2 separate regions of the Homo sapiens genome follow, and region 1 is linked to region 2. The links are chromatin contacts, found by Hi-C in ENCODE. All regions are on one chromosome and are shown on one strand. The core of a region is the stretch at or near the end of the contact, and the rest is flanking DNA. Distances in the headings are between cores, read along the strand shown.

Region 1 (6,989 bases), core at 4,360-6,859, 730 kb before region 2:
GGATTGGCATTTCCATAAATAAAAGCTGGAATTAAAAGAATAAACTGGAGCTGCTGAGCAAAAGTTTATCAAAAAGTGTTTTTAGGCAAATAAGCAATAATAAGCAATCGCTTAAATGATCTACATCAGAAGAATAACAATTTCTCTGGGCAGCAGGATGGTAATATATATATTTTTTTTAATGCAGCAGTCTGATATACTTTTTTTTTTTTTTTTTTTTTGAGGTGGAGTCTCGCTCTGTTGCCCAGGCTGGAGTGCAATGGTGCGATCTCGGCTCACTGCAAGCTCCGCCTCCCGAGTTCATGCCATTCTCCTGCCTCAGCCTCCCGAGTAGCTGGGACTACAGGCACCCACCACCACAGCTGGCTACTTTTCTTGTATTTTTAGTAGAGACGGGGTTTCACCGTGTTAGCCAGGATGGTCTCGCTTTCCTGACCTCGTGATCTGCCCACCACGGCCTCCCAAAGTGCTGGGATTACAGGCGTGAGCCACCGCGCCTGGCCAGCAGTCTGATATATTTTAGTACTTATTTGAACTAAAGAAGCAGGGAGCTGCTTTCCAGTCATCTTGGAGGAGGCAGATTATTTTTCTTTCTATGCACTTAAGGATGCAGGTACCTTAGCTGAGGTGGAATGGTAAACAATGGATAGATAGGTAGATGGATGACTGGATGGATGGATGGATAAATGAATTCATTCACTATTTATTGAGCACTTTTGTTTTGGATACTAGGGACACAAAGTCATCAAAGATAAAAATCTCTGTACTCATGGAGCATGTATCCTAGTGAAATACTAGAGAGATGCTTGAATAAATCCAAAATGGGTATGAGAGCTCTTAAGTCCCTGTTAAGTTGTTTCACAAACCATAGAGTGCATTTGCCTTAACCTGAACAGACTCTTAAGCATTAGTATCTGCATGCTGTGGGATTATTGCTGCCATTGAGATCAAACTGCCTTCTATACTGATGAATGACATATCCATGGATGGAGCCAAAAATTAAAACTAAGGGAAAGTATTAAAATGAAAAGTACATTTTGTTCCTTCTCTGTGAGGGATAATACACATATCTAAAAAGTACCAGGTGTGCTCTGTGCACAATTGTGTCTGCAAAGCTAAGGAAGACTGGTATTGGTCAGGCCATTCATGAGAATATACTTGGATTTTGCTTACTGTAAATAAGCAAAAGGAAATGAAATTTTTCATGAATGTAGACTATGGCACCTATCACTCTCATTTCTGAAAGAAATTAGGCCTGCCTAGGAAAACAACCTTGAGGCAATTTTTTTTCCACTAATTTTTTTTTTTTTTTTTTTTTTTTTTTTTTAGATGGAGTCTTACTCTGTCGCCCAGGCTGGAGTGCAGTGGTATCATCTCAGCTCACTACAACCTCTGCCTCCCAGGTTCAAGCTATTCTCCTGCCTCAGCTTCCCGAGTAGCTGGGACTACAGGCACACACCACCACACCCAGCTAATTTTTGTATTTGTAGTAGAGACGGAGTTTCACCATATTGGCCAGGGTGGTCTCAATCTCCTGACCTCATGATTCGCCCACCTTGGCCTCCCAAAGTGCTGGGATTACAGGCATGAGCCACCGCACCCTGCCTTTTCCACTAAAATTTATGGTACAACCAATAAAACACTGGGACCAGAACTTCAAACACTAATATTCACATCATTGTATGTACATCTTCAATGGCAAAGGTAAAGAAATAGTAAATGTTTCTCTTGAACCTACATTCCTTCTTTGGGATTTTTAGGTAAAGTAAGGAAAATGGAGGGTGTAGCTCCTTTAGGACAGGAACTCTTGTGGGGCTGGAGGGCATGAAGCATGGGGGAGCTGCTTAGGAGATGGAGCTGGGTTTGTTGCTAATACCATGGTGAGATTATCTTGAGCCAGTTATTGTCCTCAGGTTTTCAAGTTCTGAAAGTAATTTTTGTCATGGCACATAGAGCTATTCAGGCCTTTCAGGACCCAGTTAGAGACTGACCAAACTCACAACATTTGATATATAAACCAGAATGCTATTTTATGAACCTATGTTAGAAGTTATCTCCCAGTAGGAGTTTATGTCTTCTGATGGGCATGAATATTCAGACCTCCAAATTACACATTAAAAAGCTTAAATGAAAGCCAAGGAAGTTGCATGATCTCAAGACAAGAGGATTCCACCAAGCCAAGAAATAAATGAATTGTATTTATCTAGGGAAATATTCCAGCACAGAGCTAAGAGATTAGGATCTAAGTGAGACTAGGGTTGACTTCAAATCTCATTTACTACCTCTGGTGACCTTGGGAAAGCTCACTCGTGTAAGGATGAAGGAAAAGAAAGAATTCTTTCAAAGCATTTAGTACAGTGGCGATAGGAAGCATTCAATAAATGTTCAGTATTATTATACTCCTATCCAAAGAATTGACACTGGTTTTCTGGAATAAAAATCTACCTTAATAGGGTTGTTATGAGAATTAATTAGGATACTCAAAGAATATTAACTATGTTTCTAGATTAAAAACTAGGATAGCTTTTATGAAGTCAAAACAACCATGCCTGGGTAGTAGTGCTTTACAGACACTAAAACTTCCTACTCTCAAGATTGTTTCCATAAGGAAGTACTGAACACCCTGGCATTACCTGAGAAAGATGCAATCCAACTGAATGGGATTGCTGTTTTCATCAGACACATTCCAGGCATATTGTTCTGTAGCTGGCAGCCCCTGTAGGTTTGGGAGTTTCCCAAATCTCTCAAGCAGGTTACTTTGACAAGGGTAAGAATATCTATTGGAGGCTACTAGTTGCAGCCTCAAAACATGCAGGTGGGTTTTCTCCTGGCCATTGTATTACATCCATTGATTTTCAAAAGATGAAGAACAACATCTACATGTGGATCACTTGAGCAGCTGGTTAAAAATGCAGACATCTGGCCGGGAGCAGTGGCTCACACTCTGTAATCCCAGCACTTTGGGAGGCCGAGGCGGGCAGATCACAAGGTCAGGAGTTCGAGACCAGCCTGGTCAACATGGCGAAACCCCGTCTCTACTAAAGATACAAAAAATTAGCTGGGCGTGGTGGCGCGCCTGTAATCCCAGCTGCTTGGGAGGGTGACATAGGAGAATCGTTTGAACCCAGGAGGCAGAGATTGCAGTGAGCCAAGATCGTGCCATTGCACTCCAGCCTGGGCGACACGGTGAGACTCTGTCTCCAAAAAAAAAAAAAAAAAAAAAGCAGACATCTTGAAATGGCAGGAATGGTGGTGATCTTGGGGCAGGGTGGGGGAATGGGTGGCCTGGGAAGGTGCCAGGGAAATATTCTGGGCTGGGCTGTTGGAAATGCTCCCCAGCTTCATCTGGGTGGTGGTTACACAGTTGTATACATACATAAAAATTGACTGAGCTGTGCACTTCAGGTGGGAGCACTTTACTGTGAGTGTGTGGCAACTCAATTAAAAGGTTTGCCCTTACCTCAGGCCTTTTGAATCAGAATCTCTGAGAGAAGAGCATGTGAATCTTTATTGTTTAGTAAGCACCCTCATATGATTCTAATGTGCCCTGAAGCTTGAGAACCACTGATCTATAAAAGGACATTTTCAATATCAAAGACTCAGAAAAATAATTTGGAATCAAGACCATCCCAGGAAATGTGAGATGAATGCCACAAATACCAGTATTCATAAATTCTGAAGCCTCGGAGATGTGAGGCAACATCTGTTTCTTGTGCTAACAGGTAGGTCTCTGCATGCAGCTCTAACACGAAAATTGGAAATGAGCCACTGGGAGGTGAGAACCCGCAGAGAGGAGTGCAGCAGGCACTGCTCTCAACATTCACCTTTGCAGCCAAGAGCCTCAGGCAGCAGGACTCCTCTATCCGATCTGATAAAGTCAGAGAACTGGTCAAGTTACTGGGGGTTGAATTACAATGCAGCACATTTGGGAAGAGCACTTGTCAAGAACATACCTCCTCTAAAATAAGCAGGGGTCTGTTCTGAAAAGAAGAAAAAGAATCTGCCTAATGGAGCTTTTTGAAAGCTGAGATAAAAGATTTTCTTCTCTGTAACTGCCTGCAGAGTGTCATGATTCTGAATGAAAAGCTCTGCTGGCTCACAAACAGATGCTCTAATGTTTGGGAGAATGAATTGAGAGAATATTCAGGGACGGTCCAAGATTGCTGCAAGGATCTGTGTGCTAAAATCTCCTTCTGCGTTGGTGTTATATTATGCTGCCTCCTTTTCTTGGCATTATTCACTGTTGTGTCCATAGGGCTGTATGCAGGAAAAGGCAAGTACACTTTACTTAGAGGGCATCTTCTGCCTGCATTTTTGCAGACTTGGGGAGGCTATGCCAAGTCCACATGCTGTAGAACAAACCACAGGACTCTGTTAACCACCTCTGTAGTTTTCCTTTTACAATTCTGAATTCTGGACTTAGGAAGTAGTCTTTGATAAAGGAGGGCTCTAACTGAGCAAATAGAATGAGAAAATGCAAATCTAGGATCTCCCCATGGACAGAATGGCTAAGGTTACAAGGAACAGGAATCCCCAGCACAACCTTCATTATTAATCTGCCCCAGCTTATAAAATGCCCTTTTCCCCACTCACAATAATCATTTCCTTCAGCTCATGCTCCACTACCGACAACACACCTGTGATTGCAAATCTATAATAACAGAGTGTAAATTTCCCTGGGGTATCTCAAGGTATTCATCTGTTGGCAAAACTGTGCTCTCCTCTGAGACTGTTGTATGTACACAGATATTTCTGCTCACATGAATTACAGCATTTTCCATCTGGAAAAGGCCTTGAAGATAAGCTAGGGAAGCTTCTTGTTAATAGATATAGAAACAGGCTCGGAAAGGCAAACTAACCCCAGGTTACAGAGCCAGTTAGGGATAAAACCTGAACTTCAGTTCACATCCTTTAGCCAAACTAGGATTGCCTTGATCACTGATACTTTGTCAACAAAGCATTTTTTTAAATAGATTTAATGTTTTAAAGGCAGTTTTAGGTCCACAGCAATATCGAGGAGAAGGTACGGAAATTTCCCATATACTCCGGCCCCTACACAGCCCCTCAGTCCTTTTAAGTGCTTAGTAACTCTGGGCCAGTTCATGAAGGTTAAACCAAGTTAATACCCCTTCCCTGTCTACCTGTCAGATATTTTTACAGGATTAGATACCAGACAGGAGATGATATCCTATCAGGGTCACATTAGGAAGGACTTCAGAAATGGCCCATTCTCCTGCAACCAAAACTTACTTGTTTACTTCTCCCTCAGCTACTAATCCTATTTTCTCCTTCTTGGGAATAAATCATGTCTCCCATTGGCAATATTAAGTTTCCTTCCTAAATTCTGGAATTTCTCCACCTCTACTTTCCTGGGATCTGCCGTACACAGTCTCTTTTAGTGCATAGAAAACCTACTGATTATTTTGAAACAGTCCATGTCTTTTTCTTAATATTTATCATTAGTTTTCTCACACAAAAGCATAGGTTACTTCGGGGTTCTTATTAATCTGTAGTTGTATTTCATCAGTCTCCTACAAACAGATGACAAAAATGTCCACACTATTCAGTAAGTTGAACATTTTCATTGCGCCCCATTGTCCCAGCAACGAAAGCACATGTTCAGGATGAGTCATCCATTTCCTGCCAAGAACAATTGGCAAGCATACTGTGGCTTCCTTTAGTTTGTCACTTCTTTGTCTCAGCCATTTAATTTTTAAATCTTGAATCACGGTGTATGATTTTAATCAAATCTGTAATTATTATAAGCAAATAACTTCTTTAGTTTAAAGACAGAGGTTACATGTGAAACGTATATATAAGCAATTCAGGAATTTAGCATTGCCAAGTAATGATATGTGGCTTAGCCCTGCTTGTTTTTCAAGAAGCATCAGCATGGTTTGTGGTATTTCCTCACTGCCTAACTTAAGATGGGGCATCTTAAACATTATTTTGATGTTATATCCCTCCAAAACTTTGCAATGTTAGCTAGTTTAGTTTTGATGGATGGAAAAGTCAAAACAGCAAGTCTAAGGTCATGAGGCGTCAATGAGAGAACAAAGAGTATAATCTATGTGAAGGGCAACTAGCAAGAGACCCAAAATCTAACAACAAGCAGATCTTGACACCTCTCATGATAGATCCTTAAATTGTCACCACAGTGTTCCCTACTTAACCCAGTTTCACCTTCATTAATTCCCATGCCCCTTTCCCTAAGTTTTCTCAGACATCAAGCAGAGCCTTCCATCTCACCCGGCCTCTCAAGAACTTCACTCTCAGCATCTGCCAGAGTCTACCTTCCTCACTTCTACCCTCCATTCCCAAAGAGCAAGAAGGTGGATATGTGCCAGAAAAAGGCTAGAGATCCTTTACCTCAGTCTTTTAATTTTTAATCATTGGAAAGAGAAGGAATGAGTTACAGGAGAAAGAATAATGGATTTGGTGTCAGAAACCAAGATGAAGTCTGATTCTGCCACTAATCACTCTGTGACTTTGAACCACTCACCAAAATGGATTAATCTCATAAAACTTCGATATCCTCATCAGTAAAGCAAAATAGCACACTTGTTTACTGTGAGGTGCAAAATTCGTCAAATGCCTTTATAAACCACATGGTGCCCTGTGAATGTAAATAGTATGATGTGGATTCCTCTAGCACTGATGGCGAAGTGGCACTGAAAGGGCTTCTTAGGCTTCATAAACGCCTACACAAAAACCGGTCTTTATGCCCTCACTTTTCCCTAGAAGTCTTCATTAAGAGAAAGGTGAAAGAACCCGGTATACGTGGGCTAAATAAAAGAAATTTATTGGAAAATTTCTTTCTACTCTGTAATATATATATTTTATTTTAAGATAAATAGTTTAAATGTCCTGTTAAATAAAACTGATGCTTTGGGAAGCTGTGATATGTTTACCGCATGGCTTTTTGTGCCCCTGGAACTGCGCCCCATGGTATCCTGGGTTGTAGACCTCTCCTTTCCCCATATGTGTTT
Region 2 (7,021 bases), core at 3,572-6,071:
ACATAATAGTATAGTTAATAACATGGAATAAGATCAAAACTGAAATGGCCTTGGTGGTTATATTCATTTTACCAACTCAATACTTTAATAAATTCTCACAGTCATCTTGTTTTCATGTTGGTTTGTTACTGATCCAAGAAGAACTGACAGGTATGTTTGAGTCAAATATACAAATTATAGACATTATAATAATGAAAATACATATCCAACTGATAATGAAAGGCCTAAGGTTTACTGTGTGCCTTTCATTGTGCTATTTATTCTTTATATTTACCAACAAAATAAGCCAAAGCCAGTCATTTCCCAAAAAAAAAAATACAAATCGTCGATAAACATATAAAGATACTCAGCCTCATTAGTAATCAGAAAAACTACAAATTACTAGCAGTATAAAATAATATTTGACATTCGCTAGAATTTCTACTCTAATTTCTAATTTTCACGAAAAGTCGGTATGATAACTGTTTTAGAGAGGAGGAAACTTGAGGGTCAGAGATTGCCTTGCCTGAGGCTAAACAGTAATAGAGGCAAGATTCTAACTCAGAACCATTTGGTTCCAAAGTCTGTCTCTTAAAGCTTGCTGCCCCAATAAACAATTTAAGTAGTGCTTTGTAGTTGCTTCTCACCCATTTGGCCATCCTACTATCTATCGCTCAGTAATAGCGAGCCATGCCCAGTTTCAGAGAGCAGAAACAAAGTGAAAACACTCAATGAAGAAACAGGGCAAACTGCCAAGTCCAAAGTACCTGAGGATCTCCACATTCTTTCATTTTATATTCCTGTGCTTTCAGCCTATAAAAACTCGAGTTTCATCTTAAGAAAGGACGATTTACTAGCACTTTGGGAAGTCGAGGTAGGTGGATCACCTGAGGCCAGGAGTTCGAGACCATCCTGGCCAACGTGGCGAAACCCCGTCTCTACTAAAAATACAAAAATTAGGCAGACGTGTTGGCGCGCCTGTAATCCCAACTACTAGGGAGGCTGAGGCAGGAGAATCGCTTGAACCTGGGGGGCAGAGGTTGCAGTGAGCAGAGATCATGCCATTGCACTCCAGCCTGGGCAACAAGAGCGAAACTCCACCTCAAAAAAAAAAGACGGTTTAGTCTCCACCATAGGTTTTATTTTTCAATACAGACATTCAGAATTTCACATTCACCTTTTTATCATCATGTCCTTTAAATCTAATTGGTTTAAAATGTTTTCTGTTGCGATAGTTTTCAAAATTTTATTTCAGCTCCTTAGATTCCAAAGTAAAAATACAAAAACACTTGCACTTTTCATCCAAAATATAAAAAATTATTTTTCCAAGTCAATTAAAAAAATGTATAGACTGATGACTCCCAACTTCCTATCTCCCCCTAAACTCAAACTTACATACCCAACTGCCTGCCTTATAATCACCTCTTAATTATTTACAGGCATCTCAAATTTATCTAGAATGTAATTTTTGATTCTGCTCATCCTTCAAACCTGCCTCTCCCCAAACTCAGTTCATGCCATCACTACTCCCCTCCCACTACTTTCTCAGGCCAAAACCTTAGATGTGTTTTTATTTTTCTCTTTCTCTTACTGAGCAATCTTTTAAAATCATAAATTAGATTTCCAGTATGCAGAAATATCCTCACTGGCTTCCCATTACATTTACAATATAATCCATAACCTGGAAATTCAACACAGTCTGGCCTGCTACTTGTTCCAACCTCATTCTCTACTACTCTCCTGTCACTCACTTGGCTCCTGCCGTAATAGTCTTCTTGGTATTTCCTCAAGAAAGGCCATCTTTTGCCCAGTCACAGGGCTTTTATCTCTTGCTCTTTCTACCTGGAATATTCCTACCCCAGATCATCACATTATTAGCTCCTCTCCTTTGTTGTCTGGGCTCAAAGGTCATCTCTTCAGAAAAGCCCTTTGGTTTCTTCATGGTACTTTTGATACGTTCTTAATTTCAACATGGCACAATTTGGCATTTTTTTTTTTTTAGGGTTAGTACCCACCACTTCACAGTTATACTATTATCACTTTACCTTACATGATTTTCATTGTAGCTCCTATCATTATCTGAAAAATATAGTTTATTGCTTTTCTTCCTCCATTAGACATTAAATTCCATGAGAGAAGGAAGTTTTGTCTGCCTTATTTTCCCATAAATTCTCAGGTCCTGGTAAACTTCCTGCCCTATTGAAGGTGTCGCATCCTACCATACTAAAGATGTTCAATAAATTTATGTTGAATGAGTCAATAAACCAACTTTATATTTTTATAAAACATCATAAAGTATATGGTGTCTCTTTCAGTTACTAAATCCAAGATTCATTTGATTCCTAAAAATAATTTTAAATGTATGGTACTGATGCAGAGAGATAAATTGACCTAAAGAACATAGCAGATAGCTTTCAGAAACAGACACATACATACATGGAGCTCAGATATACAACAGAAATAGGGAGAATAAATTACTCAGTTAACAATATGAGGTTATCAACTGGTCATCAATATTGGAAAAGTAGAGAGAACTCTACTTCTTACCACACACAAAGAATAGTTCTATGAAGACTACAGACATAATGTAAAAAAGCAAAACTGGAAAATCTTTAGAATAAGAGAATATCTTCATAAACTTGGGACAGAGATTCCTTTAAAAAGACACAAAAAAGCACTAACCCAAAAATTAAAAAATCAGTAAGTTCAATATTAAAAGTATAAATTTATTTAAAGGTATCATAAACTGAAAAGGCACAAAATAAGATATTTGCAACACCCATAATTAACAAAAGGTTGGTACCTAGAATGTTCTTAAAAAAAAACTTCAATAAATCATTAGAAAAAGAACATCATAATAGCAAAATAGGGCAAAGACTTGAACAGTGATTCACAAAAGAAAAATGCAAATGGGCAATAAATGTATGAAAAGATGTTCATCCTTTTTTAGTAATGAGGCAAATACAAATCAAAATAATAAATATTTTATACTCAGTAAAATTAACAAAAATTAATGTCTGATAATACCAAATACTGATGAGGATGGGATCATCGAGATGTCTTAAGCACTGTTAATGGAGTATAAGTTGATACAAGCACTTTGGAAAACAATGTGAGCTTCTTATATAAAACTGAATACCCTGTGGGTCCAACAATTCCACTCTTGGATCTAGAAAAACTTTTACAGGTATATACCAAGAGACAAGAATAAGAATGTTCATAGCAACACTGTTCATAATAGCAAAAACCAAACAACATATTCATCAATTGAAAAATGAATTTTAATAAATTCTGGCATATCCATATAATGAAATAGTATATAGCACTAAAAAGGAATGATCTAGTTCTATAACAAACGACATGATTGAATATTAAAAGTAAAATGTTAATTACAGCCAGGCACAACGGCTTGCATCTATAATCCCAGCTACTCAGGAGGCTGAGGTGGGAGGATTGCTTGAGGCCAGGAGTTCAAGACCAGCCTAGACAACATAGCAAGACCTATCTCTAAAAGAAATAAAAATTAAAAAAAGTTAGCTGGGCGTGGTAGCTCACACTGTAATCCTAGCATAGCAGGCATCTGTAGTCCCAGCTACTAGGGAGGCTGAGGTGGGAGCATCACTTGAGCCCAGGTGTTCAAAGCTGCAGTAAGCTGTGATAACACCAATGCACCCTAGTGTGGGCAACAGAGCAAGACCCTGTCTCTTTAAAAAATTAAAAAAAAAAAAAAAAGGTAACTACAAACAGCAAGTCCTAGAAAATTATATAAACCATGACACCATTCTTTTAAAATTGAAAACCAAGCAAAATCTAGTGATACATACATGAGTAAAAAACAATAAAAAAAAGACTTTTTAAAAAGCAAAGAATAATAAAAAGAAAAAAATACAACCTAGTCATGCCCTCTTGGGGCAGGCTCAGGGATAAAAAAGCAGCAGAGGCCGGGCGCGGTGGCTCAAGCCTGTAATCCCAGCACTCTGGGAGGCCGAGGCTGGTGGATCACGAGGTCAGGAGATTGAGACCATCCTGGCTAACACGGTGAAACCTCGTCTCCACTAAAAAATACAAAAAAAAAAAAAATTAGCTGGGCGTGTTGGTGGGCACCTGTAGTCCCAGCTACTTCGGAGGCTGAGGCAAGAGAATGGCGTGAACCCGGGAGGCGGAGCTTGCAGTGAGCCGAGATTGCACCACTGCACTCCAGTCTGGGCGACAGAGCGAGACTCTATCTAAAAAAAAAAAAAGCAGCAGAAAGACCTAAGGTACATGGAAGATTCTAGTTCTTAAGCTGAGTGATAGCTCAATAAGGGCTCATTGTATAATTATGCTCTCATTTACATATGACACATATTCTTTTGTATGTATCAGACAGAACATTTAATGCTAATTTAAAATACTTTATAAGAACCACTAGCAGAATTAATGTAGGTTTTAGCATTCTGTCAGTAAAACATAGGTGTCCATGTCTTGAATAACTTTAAAACAGCCTGAACTGTAAAGTTAGCTCTATTCACCCTTTCTAATCCATTTTCGATGGAAGTATTACTACATGATTTTGATAGCCGTGAAGTAACAAGAATATGCAGAAACAGCAGTATACAGAGTGCACCTCTTTACCAAAAAAACCAGAAAGCCCATGTTTCTATTTATTTTCCCTCACCCCATTCACAAGCATTAACAACTATACAGACAAAAGAGGCTAGGGAATATAAAAATCATTATGATTTCCTACATCAGTTACATAATAGTAGACTATTCAAACATAAGTTTAAGAGGGACAGTGACTTTTTTTCTGTATCCCTTGGCATATAACTGATACTCACTAAATACTCTCTAAATGACTGAATAGATATTTGGCAAATGAATCACTGTGTGACTCCAGTGCAGTTTCACCGTCTCACCTACCAAAGATAACATTACAGTGCCCTCTGCTGTTTCTACTTCAAGTGGAAGTAAAGCAACCTGCTTTGCTACTCACATTACTCATCTTTAGTAGAAATCACACTGAAATAGTTAATATAATTAACATATCTGCTGCATCTAAGGAGAACATGAATCAAAAACATTTTTACCTTCTGAATTCAACTCATCAATATAAAATTTGAAGAATTTTACAAGTTTCAAAGTTTGCCTTTAATCTAAGTGGAAGCTAAAATAAGATGAAGTAATTTTTTAAAGTCATAAATAATAATCTGTATGTAAATCCTATATCTCCTTTTCTTCTAAGGTATACATTTCTTAAATACTCCAATAATTTAAATGTCAGTATAGATCACGTACTTTTTTCATTCTATAGTACATGATACTAATCAAGTACCAAGAAATTACAGCTGACGTTTAAGCAGTCAAAAATGTGTATTTAGGGACTGGGAGTGGTAGCTCACACCTGTAATCCCAGCACTTTGGGAGGCAGGCAGATTATTTGAGGTCAGGAGTTTGAGACTAGCCTGGCCAACACGGTGAAACCCCATCTCTACTAAAAATACAAAATTGGCTGGGCATGGTGGTGCACGCCTGTAATCCCAGCTACTCAGGAGGCTGAGGCAGCCCAGGTTGTGTCCTTGCACTAGGTGACAGAGCAAGACTCCGTGTCAAAAAAAAAAAGTGCATTTAACTTTTGACCCTCCAAAAACTTAAGTACTAATAGCCTACTGTTTGCTGTTGACTGGAAGCCTTATACATAATACGAAGAGTCAACACATATTGTATATGTTGTATGTATTACATATTGTATTATGTAATACAATATATACATAAGCTAAAGAAAATGTTATTAAGAAAATCATAAGAGAAAATACAATTACAGTACTATACCATATTTATTGATACCATAAGTTTATGCCATCTGTTTACAAGATGAATCATCAGTTTGAAATAGCAGCAACCACAGCTGCAGACCTCAATCTAGAGCTAAATATTAAGCAATTAAACTTTTTCTTGTAATGTCATGGCCTTTGTCTGCTTCTTGGGAGCAACCGAAGCATCAACAGTGGTACTTCACATGGGTCCCATAGCGTTATTCAAGGTTTACAATATTGCACGAAACATGATGAAAATAGGCAAGAATGATGAGAAATGACTTTTTAAAGCAATATGCAATTTACTGGAGCAAATAACTTCATACAGAGATGATTAGCATCACACAGCATTTTAAGCAGATATTCGCAACACCTGAGCTCATAGTAATAACAGGAAGTGGTTAGAAAATTATTACAGTAGTACGGTATGTACTAGTTAATGTTATGTAGTTACGATTTAATATTGTATCTTTATGTTTGTTTACATTTTTCTCAACTGGGAATGGCAACGTGTACGGTGTGTGTGAAAAGTTTTGATAAATTTTTACTTATGTAATAGATTTGTGTATATTTTAAAGTAGTAAGAAAATAAACTAGTACCTACATATATTTTATGCATTCATGATATACCTAACCTTTCCTTTATTTTTTCTATGTTTCTAAGGTACAGTTCATCTGTGAGTTTTAAATTGTCACAAACCTCAGAAAAATTTTCCAATATATTTATTTTTAAAAATACACATAGAAGTGGACTCGTGTAGTTAAAAGTTGTCTTGTTCAAGGGTCAACTGTACTTCACTTTAAAAGATATATGGTCTCTAACAAATGATTATACAGACCCAGCCTTTTAATACTTGGCAGAGTACATGATAAAGTCATCTCTAATATTATGTTGTATATTTTTATTTATATATATGCTTGAAATATATAACCTTAAGTAAATTTCTTCTATTCGAAGTAAAAAAGATCTCCATTTGTAAAAACCCAGTTCCTAAGATAAAATATTTCAGTTAATATTTAAAATGCTATTCTATTTATAAAGCTCAGCAGTGCCATTCAGTTCACCTGAGTCCATGTCTAAATATATGAGGTAATTAAAGAAACTGAAGAATCCATTGAAATTAAATGCCAAGTAAGTATCACAAGGCTGAACAACAAAACATAAAAATATTTTGAAGCTTGGTGCAGTGGCTCACACCTGCAATGTCAGCATTTTGGGAAGCCAAGGCAGGAGGATCGGATCGCTT

The links. A loop is a pair of places that touch in the nucleus more often than their neighbours do. Pooled maps may share reads with other maps.
Region 1: a loop to region 2 is called in a map of PC-3, with 4 times the contacts of the local background. The contact joins two enhancer-like sites. A Hi-C loop is called at or near these places in 3 of 168 maps with a recorded cell type or tissue (HCT116, PC-3 and endothelial cell of umbilical vein) and 2 of 50 pooled maps.

What each region holds. Positions count from the first base shown.
Region 1 is chr12:75,717,227-75,724,215 of GRCh38, forward strand. All of the region lies in intron 1 of LOC105369844 (a long non-coding RNA gene), which reads right to left. Among named protein-coding and RNA genes, the nearest start is that of KRR1, 210 kb to the left of the region's middle. Within about 2 kb of position 5,610, at least 14 of the 41 ENCODE cell types and tissues checked have a DNase peak (open chromatin) inside an H3K27ac peak, as active enhancers do; they include HCT116, where a contact is called at or near this core.
Region 2 is chr12:76,451,035-76,458,055 of GRCh38, forward strand. The region is part of intron 3 of OSBPL8 (oxysterol binding protein like 8); the gene reads right to left. Among named protein-coding and RNA genes, the nearest start is that of OSBPL8, 110 kb to the right of the region's middle. Within about 2 kb of position 4,822, at least 3 of the 41 ENCODE cell types and tissues checked have a DNase peak (open chromatin) inside an H3K27ac peak, as active enhancers do; they include HCT116, where a contact is called at or near this core.